2 separate regions of the Homo sapiens genome follow, and region 2 is linked to region 1. Evidence: read pairs that join two places in POLR2A ChIA-PET (ENCODE). Cell type or tissue: GM12878. All regions are shown on one strand. Each heading gives the region's core, and the rest is flanking DNA. Links, peaks and the distances in the headings are about the cores only.

Region 1 (11,268 bases), core at 2,200-10,199:
TGAATTCTGGAGTCAGATAGTCTGGGTTTGAATGCTTATTCTGCTAATTATTAGCTTGGATAACTTTCTTAACTGAGCCCTCAGTTTCCTCATCTATGTAGTGGGAATGATGATAATATATATACCTCATAGAGTGATTGTGAGGATTAAACAAGGAAACACACATGCAATGTTCCAAATCAGGCCTGGCACCTGGCTAGCGCCACTGATGGCTGTGATCAGGATTGCTGTTAGGACACCCCCAGCACCACCAGGATCCCTGCTACACCCATCTGCCTGATGGATCACTGAACTTATCTCATTCCATCCTCCAATTCAAGATGGAAAAGGATTATTCTAATTGACTTCAGGTAAGCTGTGAAATCCATTCACATTACTTTTGGGGGAATGCATAGTCAAGAGAGATCTTTCCTCATTCCAAAATATATTAAGAGGGAAAAACAAACATGTTGTATTAGTCCATTTTCATACTGCTATGAAGAAATACCAAGACTGAGTAACTTATAAAGAAAAAGAGGTTTAATGGACTCACAGTTTCACATGGGTGGGAGGCCTCACAATTATGGTGGAAAGCAAAGGAGGAGCAAAGGCATGTCTTACATGGTGGCAGGCAAGTGAGTATATGTAGGGGAACTGCCGTTTATAGAACCATCATATCTCATGAGACTTACTATCATGAAAATAGCACAGGAAAAACCCACCCCCATGTTTCAATTACCTCCCACTGTGTCCCTCCCATGACACACAGGAGCTACAATTCAAGATGAGATTTGGGTGGGGACACAGCCAAACCATATAATTCTGCCCCTGGCCCCTCCCACATCTCATTTCCTCACATTTTAAAACACAATCATGCCTTCCCAACAGTCCCACAAAGTCTTAACTTATTCCAGCATTAACCCAAAAGTCCAAGTCCTAAGTTTCATCTGAGACAAGGCAAATCTCTTCTGCCTATGAGCCTGTAAAATCAAAGGCAAGTTAGTTATTTCCTAGATACAATGGGGATACAGGCATTGGGTAAATACATCCATTTCAAATGGGAGAAATTGGCCATAAAACAAAGGAGCTACAGGCCCCATCCAAGTCTGAAATCCAATAGGGCAATCATTAAACCTTAAAGTTACAAAATGATCTCCTTTTACTCCATGTCTCACATCCAGGGCATGCTGACACAAGCTTGGGCTCCCACAGCCCTGGGCAGCTCTGCCTCTGTGGCTTTGCTGGGTATAGCCCCCCTTCTGGCTGCTTTCCCAGTTGAGTGTCTGCAGCTTTTCCTGGTGTATGGTGCAGGCTGTCAGTGGATCTACCATTCTGGGGTCTGGAGGATGGTGGCCTTCTTCTCACAGCTCCACTAGGCAGTGCCCTAGAGGGGACTCCATGTGGGGGTTCCAAACCCACATTTCTTTTCTGCACTGCCCTAGCAGAGGTTCTCCATGAGAGCTCTGCTCCTGCAGCAAACTTCCACCTGGACATCCAGACATTTCCATTCATCCTCTGAAATCTAAGTGGAGGTTCCCCAACCTCAATTCTTGACTTTTTTGCACCTGCAGGCTCAAACCATGTAAAAGCTGCTAAGATTTGGGACTTGCACCCTCTGAAGCCACAAGTCCAAGTGGTACCTTGGCCCCTTTTAGCCACAGCTGGAGTGGCTGGGACTCACAGCACCAAGTTCCTAGGCTGCACACAGTGGGGGCCTGGGCCTGGCCCAGGAAACCATTTTTTCCCCCTAGACCTCTGGGCCTGTGAGGGGAGGGGCTGCTGCAAAGGTCTCTGACATACCCTGGAGACATTTTCCCCATTGTCTTGGTGACTAACATTGGGCTCCTTACTTATGCAAATTTCTGCAGCAGGCTTGAATTTCTCTCCAGAAAATGGGTTTTTCTTTTCTATTGCATCATCAGGCTGAAAATTTTCCAAACTTTCATGCTCTGCTTCCTCTTGAATACTTTTCTGCTTAGAAATTTCTTCCACCACATACCCTAAATCGTCTCTCTCAAGTTCAAAGTTCCACAGATCTCTAGGGCAGGGGCAAAATGCTGCCAGTCTATTTGCCAAAGCATAACAAGAGTCACCTTTGCTCCAGTTCCCAACAAGTTCCTCATCTCCGTCTGAGACCACCTCAGCCTGTACTTTATTGTCCATATCACTATCAGCATTTTAGTCAAAGCCATTCAACAAGTCTCTAGGAAGTTCCAAACTTTCTCATATTTTCCTGTCTTCGTCTGAGCCTTCCAAACTGTTCCAACCTCTGTCTGTTACCCAGTTCCAAAGTCACTTCCACATTTTCAGGTATATTTACAGCAGTACCCCACTTTACCAGTACCAATTTACTGTTTAGTTCATTTTCATACTGCTATGAAGAAATACCAGAGACTGGGTAATTTGTAAAGAAAAAGAGGTTTATTGGACTCACAGTTCCACATGGCTGGGGAGGCATCACAATCATGGCAGAGGGCAAAGGAGGAGCACATCTTACATGGCAGCAGGCAAGAGAGCATGTGCAGGGGAACTGCCACCACCTTCTTCTTTCTTCTTTCTTCTTCCTCTTCCTCTTCTTCTTCTTCTTTTCTTTTGAGACCAAGTCTCACTCTGTCACCCAGACTGGAGTGCAGTGGAGTGATCTCAGCTCACTGCAACTCCACCTCCTAGGTTCAAGTGATTCTCCTGCCTCAGCCTCTGGAGTAGCTGTGATTACAGGCACACGCCACCACACCCAGCTAATTTTTGTATTTTCAGCAGACATGGGGCTTCACCATGTTGGCCAGGTTGGTCTTGAACTCCTAACCTCAGGTAATCTACCCACTTCAGCCTCCCAAAGTGCTGGAATTACAGGCATGAGCCACTGCGAACAGCCGGGAACTGGCCTTTATAAAACCATCAGATCTCTAGAGACTTATTCACTATCACGAGAACAGAATGGAAAAAACACACCCCCATGATTCAATGACCTCCCACTGGGTCCCTCCAACAACATGTAGGGATTATGGGAGCTACAGTTCAAGATGAGATTTGGTTAGGGATGCAGCCAAACTATATCACGTGTAACCTATGCAACTATTCTGTAACGAGAAAATGGATACACGTAGCACTCAAGAAGTGTTAAAATTGAATATTTTAAAGAAAAAATGTTACTGTAGAAAATGGAAATACATTTGAACAACACTTAAAACAATATTTAAACTACATTTGATGGAGGGACAGATAAAAATCTCAGACTCCATGAAATAAAAGGTAAGAATGAGATAAGCCAACAAAGTGATATGAGAGAGTTGACACAGTTAAGAAAATAATGTGACTGGACGTGGTGGCTCACACCTGTAATCCCAGCACTTTGGGAGGCCAAGGTGGGTGGATCATCTGAGGTCAGGAGTTTGAGACCAACCTGGCCAATGTGGTAAAACCCCATCTCTACTAAAAATACAAAAATTAGCCAGACACAGTGGCGTGCATCTGTAGTCCCACCTACTTGGGAGGCTGAGGCAGAAGAATCGCTTGAACCTGGGAGGCAGAGGTTGCAGAGAGCAGATATCAGGCCACTGCACTCTAGCCTGGGTGACAAAAGGAGACTCTGTATCAAATAATAATAATAATGACATGGAAGAATTGTAAATAAACTTAGCAACCACAGTGGTTACAACTGGCAATGGAAGATAATTCAATCAGTGAAAAGAAAGCTAAGCATAGGACTGTATTCTGTAATGCAAAAGAAAAGGACAAAGATTAGCTGGGCATGGTAGCAAGTGCCTGTGGTCCCAGCTACTTGGGAGGCTGAGGTAGAAGGATTGTTTGAGCCTGGGAGGCAGAGGTTGCAGTGAGCTGAGTTGTGCCACTGCACACCAGCCTGGGTGACAGAGCAAGAACCTGCCTCACAAAAAAGAAAAAAAAAGGACAAAGAGATCAAAACTATCAGAAACAAGGTCTAGACATAGAAAGACAGGTGATAGAAATCTAGTTTTGAAGGAGAGAGAAAAAAAGAACAGAAGAGCTATTTAAAGATATTAGAAAAGAAAATATTTTTAAGTTGAAGCAAGACCTGCATTTGTAGATCAAAGCTCATCATATGTTAGCCCAAATTAATAAAAAACAGACCTAGATTTAGACATATTGTAGTGAAACAGTTAAATGTTGAAGGGGAATTTAACAATAATGTTAAAAAGCCAATACAAAGAAAACATTATTTTATTTAAAAACACATAAATGGAAAAATGTGGTCTGTCCTTGATTAGGAAGAGTTTTGATATTGCAAAGATACTGATTTCCCTCAAACTAACTGATAAGGTTAATGTCATCCCTAGTAAAATGCCAGCGGCATTATTTTTAAAACTGTCTCAAACTGTTTCTGAAATTATTCTGGAGTAATAAAAGATATTGATGGGGAGACACTGAATACAGGGAAGGAACAAATGAGAGTAAGGAAATATAGTTAGCTATAAACTATTTTGTAAGAAGAAGAAGAAAGTTTGGATGGAGTTGAATGAGTTTTTAAACATGAAAACAACAAGTAAGCAATTGATAACTGATAGGAAAAGACTAAAAATTTAGGTCAGGATTCCAGAGGACATGAGGAAATATGAGAAGGTCACAAACACTCTCAGATAGAAGGGAGAATATTCTATCCAAAGAGTCTGAAATCATCAAGAAACAGTAATATTAAAATAGTAATTATAATAGCTAACATATTGACCATTGCGTGGACAGCTGGAGAAACGATGGTTAACAAGACAAACACTCCGGGGTCTTTCGGAGCTTCAGGTCTGGGGGAGGCAGAAAAAAGATGAGGAAACAAACACAATCATTGCAAATGATAAAAAGGTATGAAGGAAATAAACAGGTAATAAGAATAGTGGCGGGAAGTGGGAATGACACTACTGAAGGAAGTCCAGAAGGGCTTCTCTGAAGATATTTAAGCCAAGACCTAGGAGATGAGAGGTGGAATGGATCAAAAAGCAGGGAGGAGGGTCATTAGGTAGAGAGCCTGGCCAGAGGTGGAAACGTGCTGAGATCAGTTCAGTCAGGTGCATTGAGGTCTTCGAGGAGGGAGGGAGAGGATAAGCCATGCAGGACCTTGGAAGCTACTATAAGGATCTTGGATTTTACCCTAGGTGCAATGAGAAGCCACTGGAGGCATGATACAACCTGATTTGCATTTTTAAACATTCTGGGCCACTGTGTAGAAAATGGATTGACGGGGCCAGAGGGGAGCAGGAACTGTCAGGAGGTTCTTCCAGAGTCTCAATAAAGGGTGGCATTGCCCTAAACTAGGGTGGTGAGCATGGAGAAAAGAGCTACAGGGAAACTCTGGAGATCCAGTCTGTGGGACTTGCCGACGGGTTGTTTAAGGAAGTGAGGGAAGACAGAATGATCCACACATTTCTGGCTTGGAACCTAGAAGTGGAAACTCTCCACTGGATAACAAGATGTGGATAGAGGGTGATGGGATATGGGCAGATAAAACGGTAATGAGGCTTGTGGGGTAGGGCCAGGCCTACTGCCCTAGGAAATTAGGAGACCTCATACACTCTGAGTCAGAAGCCAAGTGAAAGCCACATTAAGGAAGTTGTTCTACAACATGTGTGCTGGCTAAAATAGAAGGAGTCAAGTGGGAAGCCAATAAATGAGGACCTGGGCTTAATTCAGGGCAGCAAGAATGGCAAGGAAGGAACTAGGAAATCATTTGAAGAAAAATTTGGCAGCATATTGGGCTGGGCGTGGTGGCTCATGCCTGTAATTCCAGCACTTTGGGAAGCCAAAGGGGGGTGTATCTTTTGAGCTCAGAAGTTCAAGACTAGCCTGAGCAACATGACAAAAACCCATCTCTACAAAAAAATTTAAAAATTAGGCCAGGCATGGTGTAGTCCTAGCACTTGGGAGGCCGAGGCAGGCAGATTGCCTGAGCTCAGAAGTTCAAGACCAACCTGGGCAACACGCTGAAACCCCATCTCTACTAGAATACAAAAAATTAGCCAGCATGGCAGCGTGCGCCTATAGTCCCAGCTACTTGGGGGAGGCTGAGGCAGGAGAATTGCTTGAACCCGGGAAGCAGAGTTTGCAGTGAGCCGAGATTGTGCCACTACACTCCAGCCTGGGCAACAAAGTGAGACTGTCTCAAAAAAAAAAAAAATTAGCTGGGCTTGATGGCGTGCACCTGTGGTGTCAGCTTCTCGGGAGGCTAAGGTGAGAGGACTGCTTGAGCCCAGGAAGTGGAAGCTGCAGTGACCAGGGATTGCACCACTATACTCTGGGTGGCAGAGTGAGACTGTCGGAAAAAAAAAAAAAAAAAAGCAGTGTATGGAAGTAAAGAAGAGACAATCAAAGGTGACAATGGGAGAGGAATGGTGCTAATGTCTGACGGCAGGTGGAGAAGGAGGCTGGTTCTGAGAATGTTTCAGAGTGAGGACAGGGCTCCCAGATGGAAATGTCTGGCAGGCAACTGAAGTTACAGAACCAGAACTAAGATCTGAGGTCCAGACTGGCTGGCAAATGGGCCACATCCTAGAAAATGGAGGGTAATTCAATCTTTCACACACGGAATCAGAATCTTCTAAAAAATTAGAATACACACTTAAAATTCAAACTGCATTTGCTGGTCACACCACTCTACGTAATTCATTTTTCTTTGAAAATTCCGAAGCTTCCTTGGGTTCTTGTGCTTCAGGGTCACGATCAGGAACATGAATTATGGTTGGTATGAGACAACTTTATCTGAAACAGAACTACCATGGTTTGGGAGCAAATGTTCTCTTTGAGCCTCGGTGTAGGAAACAGACAAAGATGCTGATCTCCTGCATAGAAGGTTTCTATTCTCACACTTCTCAAAACTGACACAGATCACTATTTTTCAGCGTTAGCCCAGCTGACTTGCATTTTGTTTCCTGCTCTCGCTTCCACGTGTACCTTGTGAGCCATATGTTAGGCAGTTAATAACGTAGTTTCAGGAACAATACACCTGGCTTCCTCTGCTCACAGCACAGTGGAAACTTGGCTCCACCCATGCGGGAATCTCCCTGTTTTCTCCTCGGTTCGCCTCCCTTGCTGACAATCTCTTTCTCCCTCTCCTTGGCATCCATTTCTCATCTTCCTACCCTTTCGTGTTTTCTTCTCTTCCTGCTTCACCGGCTTCTTTCTTTTCCTTCTGGCTGGCGTGTCTCCCTCTTCAAGCTGCCTGCTTCATCCATCTTCTCCCCTACAGAGCTCAGAGATTTAGAACAGCACTTGCTTGAATCTCATTGTCTAAGCAATGACTGCCCTCCCTGACTTCTGTCTGTTAAAAAAAATAAAAATAAAAATTCTTGTCATTTGAGCTTCATGACTGCCTGAATTCTTGATACACTAAGATTTATTGTGTGTACACAATGGCGACCCCCAGGCTAAGCACTTTGAATGCATATCATGAGTGTTCCAAGGAGAAGAATTTCAGGAAGCATCTCTTTGTTCTATTTGGAAAACATAATTTTTATAATTATTCAAGGAGGTAATGCATGGAATCAAATGAATGCTGTGGCCAGATCCATGGCTGGGGTCCAAGGAGTCACTCTGAGGGCAGTGTGGCTTTTTTGAGGGAAGTTTGAACACTGTATCTCAGCTGTGAGTGGACATTACAGTGGTCAGCAGTACTTACTGCCTGTGCACTGACCCTTTACTTCATTCGTCTACCTTTTCCTCCATCCCACTCCCAGCCCCTCACCCTAAAGACTACACAGGAATGTAAAGAGTTGGTGAGAGTTGGGAGATTTGTTTGGGATAGGAAATGTTGGCAGAATAGGCCATCTTACAAGGTACTTTCTAGCCAACCAGCTGAGTCACTACATGGTGAAGTTAGTTTATAGTCTTTGTGAAGATGGATGGAATAACAAGACTTTGCAATGCTTCATTCCAACAATTCAGTCACTTTAATAACCAAACAAGATGTTACTATGTGAGGATCAATGCAGGGCCAATGGCTAACACTGTGGCCAAACCCCTGCCTGACCTCAATGACCAATGCAAGCAGAGCCACAGGGGAGAAGTAACCCGGTCAGCCACCCAACTGTGTTCTTTCCGAGTTGAACACACAACACTGAACCTGGACCCACTGCTCCCTAAAATGATTTTCTGTGGCTCCAAATAATCATTCTGCTCCAGGTAGTTATGGCTCTTCCTCAAAGCTTCTGTGAAAAATACAAAAACAGACAAAGAAGAAAGAACTCTTTTAAATGGCAGCAAGGTCTAGGTAGGCCTTCTTTCTATTTATGTGTAAAACTCGCTAATTATATTTTAATGGATTTTCTTCATGTTGAAACGTGTACATTAAATGTGGAGCCTTTCATTGACATTAGAATTGGCTGAGTCTCTATCATGAGAGCATATCTTACCAATTCTGTTAGTTCATTTAAAAATGGACATTGTGTCGACATGTCAAGCGCAAGTTTAACTGAGCTTAACAATGACGGATACAATTTTCAAAAAGTTAAAATACATGCATTGTATTAAGGCATTGCCTCTTCTTTATCCCAATGGTCATTAGAGGCTGCAGCCAAAATCGGAAACTTCTCTTCTTTTTTTAGATTAATAGACTTTATTTTTTAAGAGCTGTTTTACATTTTTAGAAAAATGAGCAGAAAACAGCATTTCCATATAAACCTGGCCCTCCTTCCAGTTTCCTCTATCATTAACATCTTACATTAATGTGGTACATTTATGACAATCAATGAGCCAATATTGATATGTTATCATTAACTCAAGACCATAGTTTACATCAAGGTTCACTCTTTGTGTTGTACATTTTATGAGTTTTGACAAATGTTTAATGACATGCATCCACCATTGCAGTACCAGACAGGATAGTTTCACTGGCCTGAAAATCATCTGTGCTCCACGTGTTCATCCCCTCTGTCTCCCCCAGATCCTGGGAAACCACTGTCTTCTTCATGTCTCCATAGTCTTGCCTATGCCAGAATATCATAGTTGGAATCACACAGTATGCAGCCTTTTTGGATTGGCTTGTTTCACAGTGCAGTATGCATTTAAGGCCCCTCCATGTCTTTCTGTGGCTTGATAGCTTATTTTTATCACTGAATGCTATGCCATTGCATAGATGAACCCTAGTTGGTTTATTCATTCCTTTTCCATTAAATACCGCTATGTGCTCTACATTTAACCAAGTTCTATGAGGATACCAAAAAATTCTACAACAGCTTTCTCCTCAAGGTTAGTCTAATTATGAAGATATATATTAGGCAAAATGATATAAAAGTATATTTTAAGGCAGTGAAGTATATGGTTTGTTCTAAACAAATGTGATCTAGAAAAGCAATGTTTTCAGGGGAACATGATCCCCTGAGATTAGACACATATTTTTTGTGTATATGTGTCCAGGGTCCAAGGCATTCATCACATTCTTAAGGGTATATAATATGCCCCCCACGAAATTAAGAACTACTGCAGAGATGAAGAGGGGTGCAAATGATAATCAGTTGCATTTGTAACTGGAGAAGAGCTTGTGAAGGAGGTAGGGCTTGGCCTGAAAACAGAAGGGTGGTAGTAGGGCCTGGTTACGTAGGCAGAGGAGTGGACAGAACCAGGAGAGGTGTGAAAGGGAGGCGGGGTGGTGAAACAGTGAGGAGGAACAGGTCTACTTTGAGTTAAGAAAGGGAAAGCTGAAACTGGATCCCTTCCTTACACCTTATACAAAAATCAATTCAAGATGGATTAAAGACTTAAACGTTAGACCTAAAACCATAAAAACCCTAGAAGAAAACCTAGGCATTACCATTCAGGACATAGGCATGGGCAAGGACTTCATGTCTAAAACACCAAAAGCAATGGCAACAAAAGACAAAATTGACAAATGGGATCTAATTAAACTAAAGAGCTTCTGCACAGCAAAAGAAACTACCATCAGAGTGAACAGGCAACCTACAAAATGGGAGAAAATTTTCGCAACCTACTCATCTGACAAAGGGCTAATATCCAGAATCTACAATGAACTCAAACAAATTTACAAGAAAAAAACAAACAACCCCATCAAAAAGTGGGCGAAGGACATGAACAGACACTTCTCAAAAGGAGACATTTATGCAGCCAAAAAACACATGAAAAAATGCTCATCATCACTGGCCATCAGAGAAATGCAAATCAAAACCACAATGAGATACCATCTCACACCAGTTAGAATGGCAATCATTAAAAAGTCAGGAAACAACAGGTGCTGGAGAGGATGTGGAGAAATAGGAACACTTTTACACTGTTGGTGGGACTGTAAACTAGTTCAACCATTGTGGAAGTCAGTGTGGCGATTCCTCAGGGATCTAGAACTGGAAATACCATTTGACCCAGCCATCCCATTACTGGGTATATACCCAAAGGACTATAAATCATGCTGCTATAAAGACACATGCACACGTATGTTTATTGCGGCATTATTCACAATAGCAAAGACTTGGAACCAACACAAATGTCCAACAATGATAGACTGGATTAAGAAAATGTGGCACATATACACCATGGAATACTATGCAGCCATAAAAAATGATGAGTTCATGTCCTTTGTAGGGACATGGATGAAACTGGAAAACATCATTCTCAGTAAACTATCACAAGAACAAAAAACCAAACACCGCATATTCTCACTCATAGGTGGGAATTGAACAATGAGATCACATGGACACAGGAAGGGGAATATCACACTCTGGGGACTGTTGTGGGGTGGGGGGAGGGGGGAGGGATAGCATTGGGAGACATACCTAATGCTAGATGACGAGTTAGTGGGTGCAGTGCATCAGCATGGCACATGTATACATATGTAACTAACCTGCACAATGTGCACATGTACCTTAAAACTTAAAGTATAATAAAAAAAAAAAAGAAAGGGAGAAGACAGAAGATTGGCTAGAAAAGGGAAGTTCTTCAAAGTCCAGAAGATATCTACACTGGGATTATAAAGCACAAAATGTCTTGTTCATCCCATATAGAAAGTGTTGGCTGGGTGTGGTGGCTGATGCCTGTAATACCAGCACTTTGGGAGGCCAAGGTAGATGGATTGCTTGAGGTCAGGAGTTTGAGACCAGCCTGGCCAACATGGTGAAACCTCATCTCTACTGAAAATACAAAAATTAGCCAGCATGGTGGTGCATGCCTGTAATCCTAGCTACTTGGGAGCTGAGGTAGGAGAATTGCTTAAACCCGGGAGGCAGAGGTTGCAGCGAGCCGAGATCATGCCACTGCACTCCAGCCTGGGCAGCAGAGTGAAACTCCATCTCAAATAAACAGACCAAAAAAAAAAAAGAAAGT
Region 2 (11,268 bases), core at 1,559-9,558, 210 kb after region 1:
AGAAAATTGATTCATAAATATCATTCAGTATTTTAGATATAAAAACAGTTACTTAGCTCACTCTTAACATGTTTATATATAAAAAAAATTTGACCCGAAATGTTTTCCTTGTTTATACTAAGTTGAAAGTCTAGAGAAATCATTATAGATAAAGCAAGGTTAGAAAACTGATAAACTGCAGCTCAAATTACTTTGGCCTGAAAAATTAACATCCACTTAACAGAGGGAGCAAAAACCACACACACTCATTTATTATTGCATGGGCAAAAAGCCCAAAGTGGGATTAGCCTCCATTGCTACCTATAACCATGTAGCTTGCTCCATCCTGCCATTGGTTGAGAAGCTGCTACAGCCAGCCTCCTGCCATGCTCATGGAGACGTGGGAATCAGGCTTGAGTGAAGGAACAAAGGAACCCAGACACACAGTGCCATTTGAAGGAACTTTGGTGTCTCTCCATTTTGAGTACAATACATCCCCAGTTGAAAAATATTTCAGTCATGTGACTCATCTCAAGAGGTGATGGTAGGATCTTTTGTCCAGCTGACTTCGCCACACCCTCTTTACAGGGCTCCATTTAAGACACTCCAGTGGGCTGAGTAGAGTGGCTCAGGGGTGTATTTTGAAGAAGAGACACTTCACCCTACTGTCCCCAGCTGCTGTCACATTACAAAGCTGTCACTGATATGCCACAGCTTCCTGGTTTGCTCCTTGCTTTCCACAGGGAAGAAGGAGGAAGAGGGGTGGCAGAGGGTTGGATACCATAGGGCAGAGCGGTGCTCAGTGGATAGACTGAAGGTGATGAGGAAAGATGAGTCAAAACTCCCAGGCCAGTTGGGAAGAGAGAGACTGGACTTCAGAAGAAGATGGAAGGAGAGCAAACACTTCCTTCCGCTGCATCTGATGGGACAAGGACGAGGTGACTACTCATGGCTACTTCTGCGACCCTGTTTCTGATTTCTCTAGAAAGTAGTCATGTAAAAATGATCTTAAGGGTGATATATGTGTATTTATATACACACACGTGTAGACATAGACATAGACATAAATATGCAGATAATACAATTTGAAAGGAGGAGCCAGGCATGGTGGCTCACACCTGGAATCCCAGCACTTGGGGAGGCCAAGGTGCCAGGATCACTTGAGGCCAAGAGTTTGAGACCAACCTGGGCAATATAGCAAGACCCTGTCTCTACAAAAAATTTTTTTAAATTCCCCAGGCACAGTGGTACGTGCCTGTAGTCCCAGCTACTTGGGAAGCTGAGATGGGAGGATTGCTTCCGCCCAGGAGTTCGAGGCTGCAATGAGCTATGCTCATAACACGATACTGCAGTCTGGATGACAGAGTGAGACCCTGTCTCTAAAAATAATAATAATAATTTGAATGGAATGTATGTGCCATATTAAAATGAAGATTTTTTTTTTCTCTCTAATGACTCTAAGTCAGCAGCTATCAGGAAGGAGCATACTGGTCTGGAGGCACACTGGAATTACCAGCGTGAGCCACTGTGCCCAGCCAAAAGTAGTCATATTCTTTACCACATCATCTTGCCATGATGATTAAAGGAGATAAACATATAAAGCACTTTAAGCTGTAGTTAGTATGCATCCAATAAATGTTACCTGTACTTAATAATCAGCATCATAGTAATAGAACACATAGCATTGACTATGAAATCAGAAGGGTAAAAGAAGTTATTGGAGGAGATGAGTTTTGACCCTGGTCTTGAAGGATGAAATTGACTCAGATTAGCAAATAGAAATCAGAGACACATTCCAGATAAGACCCTACAGGGAAGGGGTCACAGGTTATATCTGATCTTCTGCCAGTGCTTTCTCCTTTAGGGATTTCTTTACTTTTTAGCTCCTTATTTATTTTCATCATTTTGAAATGATGAAAATTATCTATTGCCATGACAACATAATGCAATTGTGAACTCTGACAGCTTTGTTCTTTATTCAGAAGTGATGTTCTTCCAAGGCCATTTCAGCAAATATTTCTCACTCTGCCCCTATCGCTATCTCTCTCACTTGCATTAACCAACTCATAATGGGATTGATAAGCTGTCAATAATAACTAGACGCAATCATGGAATGAATCCCAGTAGTATCGATAGATACGAGCCTAAAGAATCTGCCGTAGTCATCTGAAATGTGTGCTCATTTCTAAAGTGACTCATTTAACAGCTTCCCATTAGTTCTCTAATCTGCATAGTGTGTTCAGGTAGAGCGCAGAGCTTTCTAACAATGGAAGAGATGAAAAACAGCTAGCAAATGAATTCACCTTCTGCAAATAAATGTGTCACTTGTAAATCCAAAAAGGTAGGCAAATCAGCATCAAGCTGTGCCGTACATATTTGCTCATTAAGCCAGGGGCTCCCCAGCTACAACAAAGGGATGGGACCTGGGAAGAGTTTATAAAGGTTTTATCCCACACTCCTTGTAGATAATTAGACACTGACATGCAGATTCTTCAGTCTCTTCAGTGGGAGGCTCACTACCTGTTGGGTTTCCATCAAGGAGATGGCCCTCAGTTCTCACAGGTCACCCACGCCAAGCTGTCAGCTCTCACAAGACTCATGCCAGAAAGCCATTCTTCAGTGACAAGAAGCTCAGTGACTCATGAAGTGGCTGTTGTGTCTTGAGATAGTTCTAGTTGTTAGAAAATTCTTATTCATATTAAGCTGAAGCTTCTCCACAATTTCCACATTTGAGTGAAGAGCTCCAAATATGCCCAATTTGAATTTTACTCGAGGGCAGATTACAGTTTTGCCAAAATTAGTGTGTGTTTTTGTCTTTTTGTTGTTTTTTTTTTTTTTAAATGCTCATTTTCTAAACTACTCAGATCCTAAGGAAGATATGATCAGCAAGAACTGGCCAGATCTGGGTCTATAGGTAAGGTACATCTGCTAAAAGGATCTCTTTCCTCTCCAGATTAGGGCTAGACCATTCCTATTTTAGAATGTCTCTAGGAATCTTTCAGAGATCCTCATAATGGCTCCTTTAATGCCATGAGTAATCTCTCTCAATGAATTTCAGAGCAGATTGGAGCTGGATGGATGTTACAGGTTATCCAGGCCACTGTCCAGAGCCACACCAGTAAAGGAACAGCAGAGCTAGGACTGCAGTGCCAGCTCCCAGGACACATTTGGGAGTCAGCCTCCATCCTCACCTGGGGTCCTCCACCCACAGAATGGGCACCTGCAACAGAACATGTCTGCGTTTCATGAGATGACCAGAGGCATGTTCATCATTCAGGAGTAGCTGTGCCCGAAGCTGAGAGTGAAGGGCAGGGCAGCGCCATCTCCTCACCTCCCCTCGGGAGCCAGCAGCTGCTCCCAGTCATGGCTCCCAGCTCTTCCCCTGGCCCTCAGAGTACTTCGAAACAGTGTGAGGTGGGAGGAGTTCCCTTATTACACAAGAGACTGCAGCAGACCAGTTGTTTCCCTTTACTCCCCCGCATTCATCCCAGAAGACAGCTGCAGGTTTCTCTGCCCTTGTCTTCTTAAGGCAGCTCTCCTTCCCTCCTGCTCCCTCCTCGTCCTCAGCCTCCAGCATCTCCCTGCTTTCAGATCCCTCCTCCCTACCTCCTAGCTCAGAGACCTCCTAGAGTCCCACTTCCTTTTTTTGCTTAATTTATATTTATAAAATATTTCGAGATATTCTTTTTTGTTGTTATTGGTAGACAGCAATCTTTTTTTTTTTTTTTTAAGACAGTCTGGCTGTGTCACCCCGACTGGATTGTAGTGGTGTGATCTCAGCTCACTACAACCTCACCTCCTGGGTTCAAGCAATTCTCCCACCTCAGCCTCCCAAGAAGCTAGGATTACAGTCATGTGCCACCACACCCAGGATTGTTTTTTGTTTTTTTGTTTTTTTTTTTCAGCAGGGGGCCAGCGCGGTGTGGGGGCAGAGTCTCACTCTGTCACCCAGGCTAGAGTGTGGTGGTGTGATCTCTGCTCACTGTAACCTCCACCTCCCGGGTTCAAGTGATTCTCCTGCCTCAGCCTCCCTAGTAGCTGGGATTACAGGTGCACACCACCACGCCTGGCTAATTTTTGTATTTTTAGTAGAGACGGGGTTTTGCAATGTTGGCCAGGCTGGTGTCGAACTCCTGACCTCAAGTGATCCGCCCACCTCGGCCTCCCAAAGTTCTGGGATTACAGGTGTGAGCCACTGCACCCAGCAGATTTCTTATTTTTAGTAGAGACAAGGTTTCATCATGTTGGCCAGGCTGGTCTTAAACTCCTAGCCTCAAATGATCTGCCTGCCTTGACCTCCCCAAGTGCTAATTACAGGTGTCAGCCACCGTACCTAACTATTTTTATTTATTTATTTATTTTCTTTAGAGTGTAGGTCTCTTTGTCACCCACACTGGAGTGCAGTGACACGACCACAGCTCACTGCAGCCTCAAACTCCTGGGCTCAAGCCATCTTCCTGCCTCAGTCTCCCGAGCAGCTAGGACTATAGGTGCACACCACCATGCCTAGCTAATGTTTTTATTTTTGTAGAGGTGGGATCTCACTGTGTTGCCCAGGCTGCTCTCAAACTTCTGGCCTCAAGCGCTGGGATTACAGGGGTGAGCTACCGCACCTAGCTTCCACTTTGTAATTCTTGTACTGGATCTCAGTGCCCTCCCACCCTCTGGGTGTCTCTACTGAGCCCTGATGTACAGCGGCGAAGTGCCCAAGACTCTGAATCTCTTTTGCTTTTTTTTTTTTTTTTTTTTTTTTTGAGACACAGTCTTGCTCTGTCGCCCAGGCTGGAGTACAATGGTGCAATCTTGGCTCACTGCAAACTCCACCTCCTGGGTTCAAGCGATTCTACTGCCTCAGGCTCTGAGTAGCTGGGATTGCAGGCCCCACCACCACTCCCGGCTAATTTTTGGTATTTTTAGTAGAGACGGATTTTCACCATGTTGGTCAGGCTGATCTCAAACTTGTGACCTCAGGTGATCCACCCACCTCGGCCTCCCAAAGTGCTGGGATTACAGGTATGAGCCACCTCACCCAGCCTGGACTTTGTTTTTGATGGAGATAGAATTCATGTACTGTACTGTATAGTTCACCCGTTGAATGTGTACAATTCAGTGGTTTTAGTCTGTTAATTTTTAATTGTGGTAAAATATAAAATTTGCCATTTCAACCATTTTTAAGTGTAAATTCAGTGACATTAATTATATTCATAATGCTGTATAGCCATCACCGTTATCTATTTTCAGAACTTTTCCACTACCCCAACCAAAAACTATACCATTAATCAGTAACTTCCCACTCTCCTCTCCCCTAGCCCCCAACCTCTGGTAACCTCTAATGTATTTTCTGTCTGTATGAATTTGCCTGTTCTAGATATTTCATATATGTAGACTCAAACAAACTATTTGTCCTTTTGTGTCTGGTTTATTTCATTTAATATTTTCGAGGTTCATCCATATTGTAGCATGTATCAGAACTTTTTTTTTTTGGAGACAGGGTTTCACTCTGACACCCAGGCTGGAGTGCAGTGGTGTGATCATAGCTCACTGCAGCCTCAAACTCCTGGGCTCCCACCTCAGCCTCCCAAACAGCTGGGACTACAGGCATGCACCACCATACTTTGCTTATTTTTTTAATTGTTTGTAGAGATTGGCTCTTACTGTGTTGCCCAGGCTGGTCTTGAACCCCCAGCCTCAAGCAATCCTCCCACCTCAGCCTCCCAAAGCACCGAGATTACAGGCATGAGCCACCCCTCCCAGCATTCATTCATTTTCATGACTGAATAGTATTCCACTGTATGGATACACCATATTTTCTATTCATTCACCAGCTGATGGACACTCGGGTCGTTTCTACCTCTTGGTATTTTGAATAGTGCTGCAGTGAACATTGGCTTACATGTATCTGAGTACCTGTTTCCAATCCTTTGAGAATGTACTTAGGAATGGAATTGCTATAGGGTAACTCTGTGTTTAGCTTTTTGAGGAACAAGCATATGGACATTTCACATTTAAACTGTCATAACTGGGAGGTGTGGGTCTTTATTAATTAAAATTTATCTACTTTAAGTTAACATGAAGAGCCATAAATATATGCAACCAATTCATTCCTCACCTTCTTCTGAGTTCTTAACAATTATCATCTGTACGATTCATCTGACAGTTAATCACGGAGGCTTTGTGACATCCATTATTCTCTCTAACTGGTTATTTTAAAGCTTTTACTATTTAACTTGTCATGTTGTTATACAGTCCTCCACTGAGATTTTAATCTCCTCGAGGGCAGAGACACATATTTCTTTGTATAGGTATTCCCTGTAGTACCCCGCGTAGATCTCCGAGATATCATGAGTTTTAATTTTCTTTGATTTCAATCTTCTGGTTTATTCATAAACTAGAAAAAAGGAAACTTTTCCAGCAAGTCCTTACCCTGATAGAATTCTCTTTGCCTAAATAAGTTTTTTGCAAACCTGTTTTCACATGTTAACTAAGGTAACACAACTTGTAAGAAGAAGAAGAATAGCAGCTATTATGGAATACTTACCATGTGTTGTGTATCATTGAAAGCACTTGTATTTTCTCACTTAGTTCTCAAAACAAGCCTATGATATAGGTACAATTATTACCTACCTTTTACTGATGAGGCCACTGAATCACTGAGAGGTTAAATAGCTGCCCACCGCCCTGTCACCAGCACATGCCGAAGTTAGACAGCTGACTCCAAGGTTCGTGTTCTCACCCACGAACACGGTTAGGCACCCTGAACCAGAGAGGACAGTGTCCAGCCACTGGAAGAATTATCCAGCCTAGATGTCAGGAGCGCTGGGCGTTGGGGAGCAGGGCCAGCGCCTCCTGGGGACTGCACCCCCCAGATCCCCCAGCCTTCTGTAGCTCAGCAGACAGGCTCTGCTTCTGTCCCTCCTGCCTGGCTGCTGTGGGCTCTGGAATTTGCCCACTTCCCTGCTGCCTCTAGGGTGGTGGAGATCCATCATGGGAAGAGCCTGGCCTGGCTGTGTGGCCTCAAACAAGATACCCGGGAGGTGGCTGTGACTCTATGAGGCTCCGTAAATACCAGCTGCTTCTCTCATCCAATTAGCTGGAAACTGACCAGTTGCCTAGGCAATTTTTATTTCTTAAAAATAAATGATCAATATATAAAAATAGATGCACATTCATTTTAAAGTCTTAAATAAGCACACAATAAACAATAAATTTCACATCCATCATGCCAGCAGCCTCTCACTGAGTTTGAAGACAAACAGAAGTAGTTCCCAAAGTAACCACACTAACTTAAATATCTCTGAACAAACATGCCGGCCAAGAGCTATCCAAAGCCAGTGCCTCCCTATTGTATGAAGTTCCACATATAAGATGAAGGCCAGGGCTTCAGAGTGGCTTTCACACAGCATCAACCTGGCAGGGGCCTTCCCACCAGGCCCCGGTGCAATACCATCTCCCCCGATCCCTTGGCCCAGGCAGTGGAAAAGCTGCAGGTGAGCCTGGCTCCTGAAAAGGGGACTGCAGAGGTCGTAGTGGCCTGCACACAGCCCACAGAGCACACTCAAAGTAAGGAGAGGCAGAGGGTGTCAACTCTAGCTCTGCGTTCTCTGCAGCATGTCTGCACTGTGCTGTGTGCATGCAGCCCCCTCAGAGCCTCACGCTGCATCCCATTGGACATTCTGCTCCCTCCTGCATAAGCTTTGCCAGGCCGCAGGCACCAAACCTAAGCTTATGACATTCTTCTCCCAGCGAGGTTTACTCCTAACCCAGGTCCCCAGGTTGCTGGGTTCTTGCTGGTTCTCTCCTTGCTCAGATGTCCCATTCTGGCAGGCCCACGGGGGTTGTACCCAGCTCTGGGCTGCAGGTGCCTCCCCTGCAGCTCTGCTGAGCTCTGCTGCACAGGAAGAGCCCAGGCCAGCCCGGAAGCATCTCACTCCCTAGTTTCCAGAAGCCCCTGTGGGTCCAGCACCAGCCCCTTCTCCATGTCTTCACATGTCCCCCTGCTGCCGGCTACACAGGGGACTTTTGCATGCCCAGTCTCCCTATGGGGGTTAGGGAGGGCAAAAGCCCTGTTCCTGCCCTCTCCCCTCTGCCTCCCTCCCCTGCCCCAGGGCATGAAGTGCTAGTTGGGTGTCTCACCTCACGGCCTTCTCCCACCTCTGACTTCTCCCTTTGCATTTTCAGCACTGTCTCCAAGCAAAGAAAAAACGTCATCAGCTGTGTCACAGTCCACGACTCCCCCTACTCCGACTCCTCCAGCAACACCAGCCCCTACTCCGTGCAGCAGCGTGCTGGGCACAACAATGCCAATGCCTTTGACACCAAGGGGAGCCTGGAGAATCACTGCACGGGGAACCCCCGAACCATCATCGTGCCACCCCTGAAAACCCAGGCCAGCGAAGTATTGGTGGAGTGTGATAGCCTGGTGCCAGGTAATTTGGGGCCAGGACAGGGCAGGAACCTCTCCCTGGAGAGTGGTTTTCCTGCTTTTCTGCTGCTAGAAATGTTGCTGTATGGGAGCTAGTACAATAGAAAGTGCCCAGTGACTGCAGGCGACCCTTACCGAGGATTTTATTCAAGTATCCAGGGGAGGCTTCTGCTGAACAGCACATTGTATAAGCAGCGTTTTCCTTCTTTAATCCTGTAATCAATACCTCTCTGCCTTTACAATGGCTCTGCTTCCAACTAGGTTGATTAATAGAAAATAAAAGCCTCCTGGTTCTTTATGCCTGAGCCTGGAAGAATACCTGGTCTGGGGAGTTCCTGGCTGACATCTAGCACCACTCTCTGCCAGGAAGCCCTGGTGGTCAGATGGGCTTCTTGTGTAGGAAGAACCTCCTCCGAGTCTTGCTAGGGAAGGGTGAAATTGGCCCCTCTCAGCCCCTCCTCGGAATCAGCTGCTGGGCGGCGAGACCAAGCCATGTGTGTTTCTCTGCTCATGCACTGCTATCTTCAGAGGACTCCTCCTGTCCCGCGAAGGCTTGTCTTGAAAATTGGGCCCTGGAATAAAGGCTGAGAACGTAACCTTCTGAATAAACTCAGTGGCTCACTGTAGATTTTGTAGCATCTATTTAGCGTTTCCCTTGCTCATGCTCACAGTGGAAGAATGTGGGGACTAAACCAGAAGAAGTCTGCGCGTCCCGCTATTCCGCCACAAACCACACCCAAGCCAGCCTGCACCTGCGTGGCGGCATAACTGAAAAGGGAAGGAAAGGGAACGCCAGGAAGCTTTTGTCTAGATGTGAGAAGCTGTTACTTCTCAGGAGGACCTCATGTCTGTCACCTGAGGTCGCTACAGGAAACTGGGGACTCTTCCTGGGTGGTGACCACATGTGAGACCCAGTGGGCGCAGGCCCCATTCAGGGGCTGCCACTGAGGATGAAGCGTAGAGGCAGGATGGGGTCATTAGGGCTTTTCCAGCCCAGTGCCTCAGGCCAGCCTGCACGGTGAGGGTCAGAGCCCTGGCACGCTCTCCCAAGAGCTCATGGCATTGCCTGGGATGGGGCCCCTTTTGCTGAGAGGCTCTGCCTAAAGGGGAGATGGTGACAGCCACAGGCTTGCGCTCCCCGCCACCTACTTCCTAACCCAAGGCAGCATCACCCTTTCCGACATTTGCGGCGAAGCTCTTTTTCCCTGACTTTGGAGTTACCCCAGCTACCTTTCCTCTGAAGAAATGCTTGTGAAATGCAGCTTCTCAGCACCCTGCTAAAACGTCTCCTTTTGCAAGTCCTGGTCTGTCCCCAACAGTACCGTCATGACGATGCAGCCTCCAAGCAGCTTTGACATCAGAGCCAGCGCTCCTGTGGGCCTGGGGGCAGGGGGTCGTGGTGCCTACAGCGAGAAAGACACACAAGCAGCACGCAGCTCGCGCTGTGCTCTCTCGGAAGAAGGAGACCTTACCTTCAGGAAAAATAGAGCCACAGCAGTGCCACATGCCAGGGCGAGCATTCTGGTTGACAGGGGCCAGGCTGTACTTGCTGCTAGGGTCTGGTGACCTGGGGCCAGAGAAGCAGGCTGGAGCCCTCCCAAAATTAGGCATCTCTGTGAGGAAAAGAAAATGAAGCTGTCCCTTCCACAAGGCTACAAGGACATCTCTCTCCAAAAACCATCTTTTTCCACCCGGGCAAATGTTTTGGTGGAAACCCTGCCAGGAAGCAACATTCTCTAGCAGTAACCAAAGGGCCCTGGGAGGCACCCGAAGTCATTCCCGGGAGCCAGGATTCCTTAAAGAGAGCTGCATACTTTTCAGCTCAGCTATCCTTTAAATATTGTTTAAGGGTATATGCAGCACACATTTTTAAGTTTAAATATTTGCAAAGGATAGAATTTGTCTTGTATCATTATTTAAGTTCCTTAAATATATGTTTGTGCAAACCTCGAAGCTGCAGACTGAACTCATACCATATGCGGGAGTGCTGCCTGTGCCCTCACGAGCAGGGGCATTCCTCGTCTGGTGCCTGCCCTTCCCCAGCCAGTGGCGTTCAATACCGATACACACCTTTAGCTGTAGAACCCACCTAGGCTTGGAAAAGTCGGGAAAGCAGCCTTCCTCAGCTCCCTGGAGCCCAGTGATGCATACAGGCCAAGGTACAGCCAGTTAACAGCTCCCCCAGCTACAGCACCCAGAGCATGGGAGAGTTCAGCGCTCCCCCAGCCCTCTTAGGCCAGGATATGCACTGCTGTTTCCCCGCCATACTCACCCCCTCCTGTGGCTCTCAGTCTTTCAGTCCTTCTCAGGTTGGGGTTAGTGAAGTTTCTTTTGGAAGCAACAGAATGAACTCTACACTGGCTTAAGACAAACAACTTATTGGAAGGATGCAGGGCTAAGGGAAAGTTCAACAACTAAGTCCCAGGCAGGGCAGGAGCCAGAACCCCGGGGACCTGAGCCCTGGGGGCCAGATGCCTGCTCTCTGAAGCTGCCTTCACCCGACTCACCGACAGCAGCTCCCAGGCTCCTGGTGTCCCATTTCCAGGAGACCAGAATTGATTGTCCCAGCTTGGAGAGACACTTGTCGTTGCTTTTTTTTCCGGAGAGGAGTCTCGCTGTGTCACCCAGGCTGGAGTGCAGTGGCGCGATCTCGGCTTACTGCAACCTCTACTTCCCGGGTTCAAGCAATTCTGCTGTCTCAGCCTCCCAAATAGCTGGGACTACCGGCATGCACCACCACGCCCGGCTAACTTTTTGTATTTCGGTAGAGATGGGGTTTCACCGCGTTAGCCAGGCTGGTCTCGAACTCCTGAGTTCAGGCAATCCACCCGCCTCAGCCTCCCAAAGTGCTGGGATTACAGGCATAA

Evidence for each region. Peaks named below come from ENCODE experiments on the same cell type or tissue, not always from the same donor. Only the 100,000 strongest peaks of a DNase experiment are listed, where the experiment ranks them.
Region 2: POLR2A ChIA-PET joins it to region 1 with 8 read pairs; 2 of 35 experiments call an interaction of 5 or more read pairs at or near these places.

What each region holds. Positions count from the first base shown.
Region 1 is chr7:139,794,089-139,805,356 of GRCh38, reverse strand. It overlaps a transcript of TBXAS1 not described here. Among named protein-coding and RNA genes, the nearest start is that of HIPK2, 22 kb to the right of the region's middle. In GM12878, for the core only: no CTCF peak of the experiment used is centred there; a DNase peak (open chromatin) is centred at 6,906.
Region 2 is chr7:139,580,954-139,592,221 of GRCh38, reverse strand. It overlaps HIPK2 (homeodomain interacting protein kinase 2), which reads left to right. Exons shown (of 15, transcript NM_022740.5): 13 at 8,158-8,405. LOC105375530 (a long non-coding RNA gene) reads right to left here and starts at 6,689. Exons shown (of 4, transcript XR_001745383.2): 1 at 6,604-6,689. In GM12878, for the core only: no CTCF peak of the experiment used is centred there; no DNase peak of the experiment used is centred there.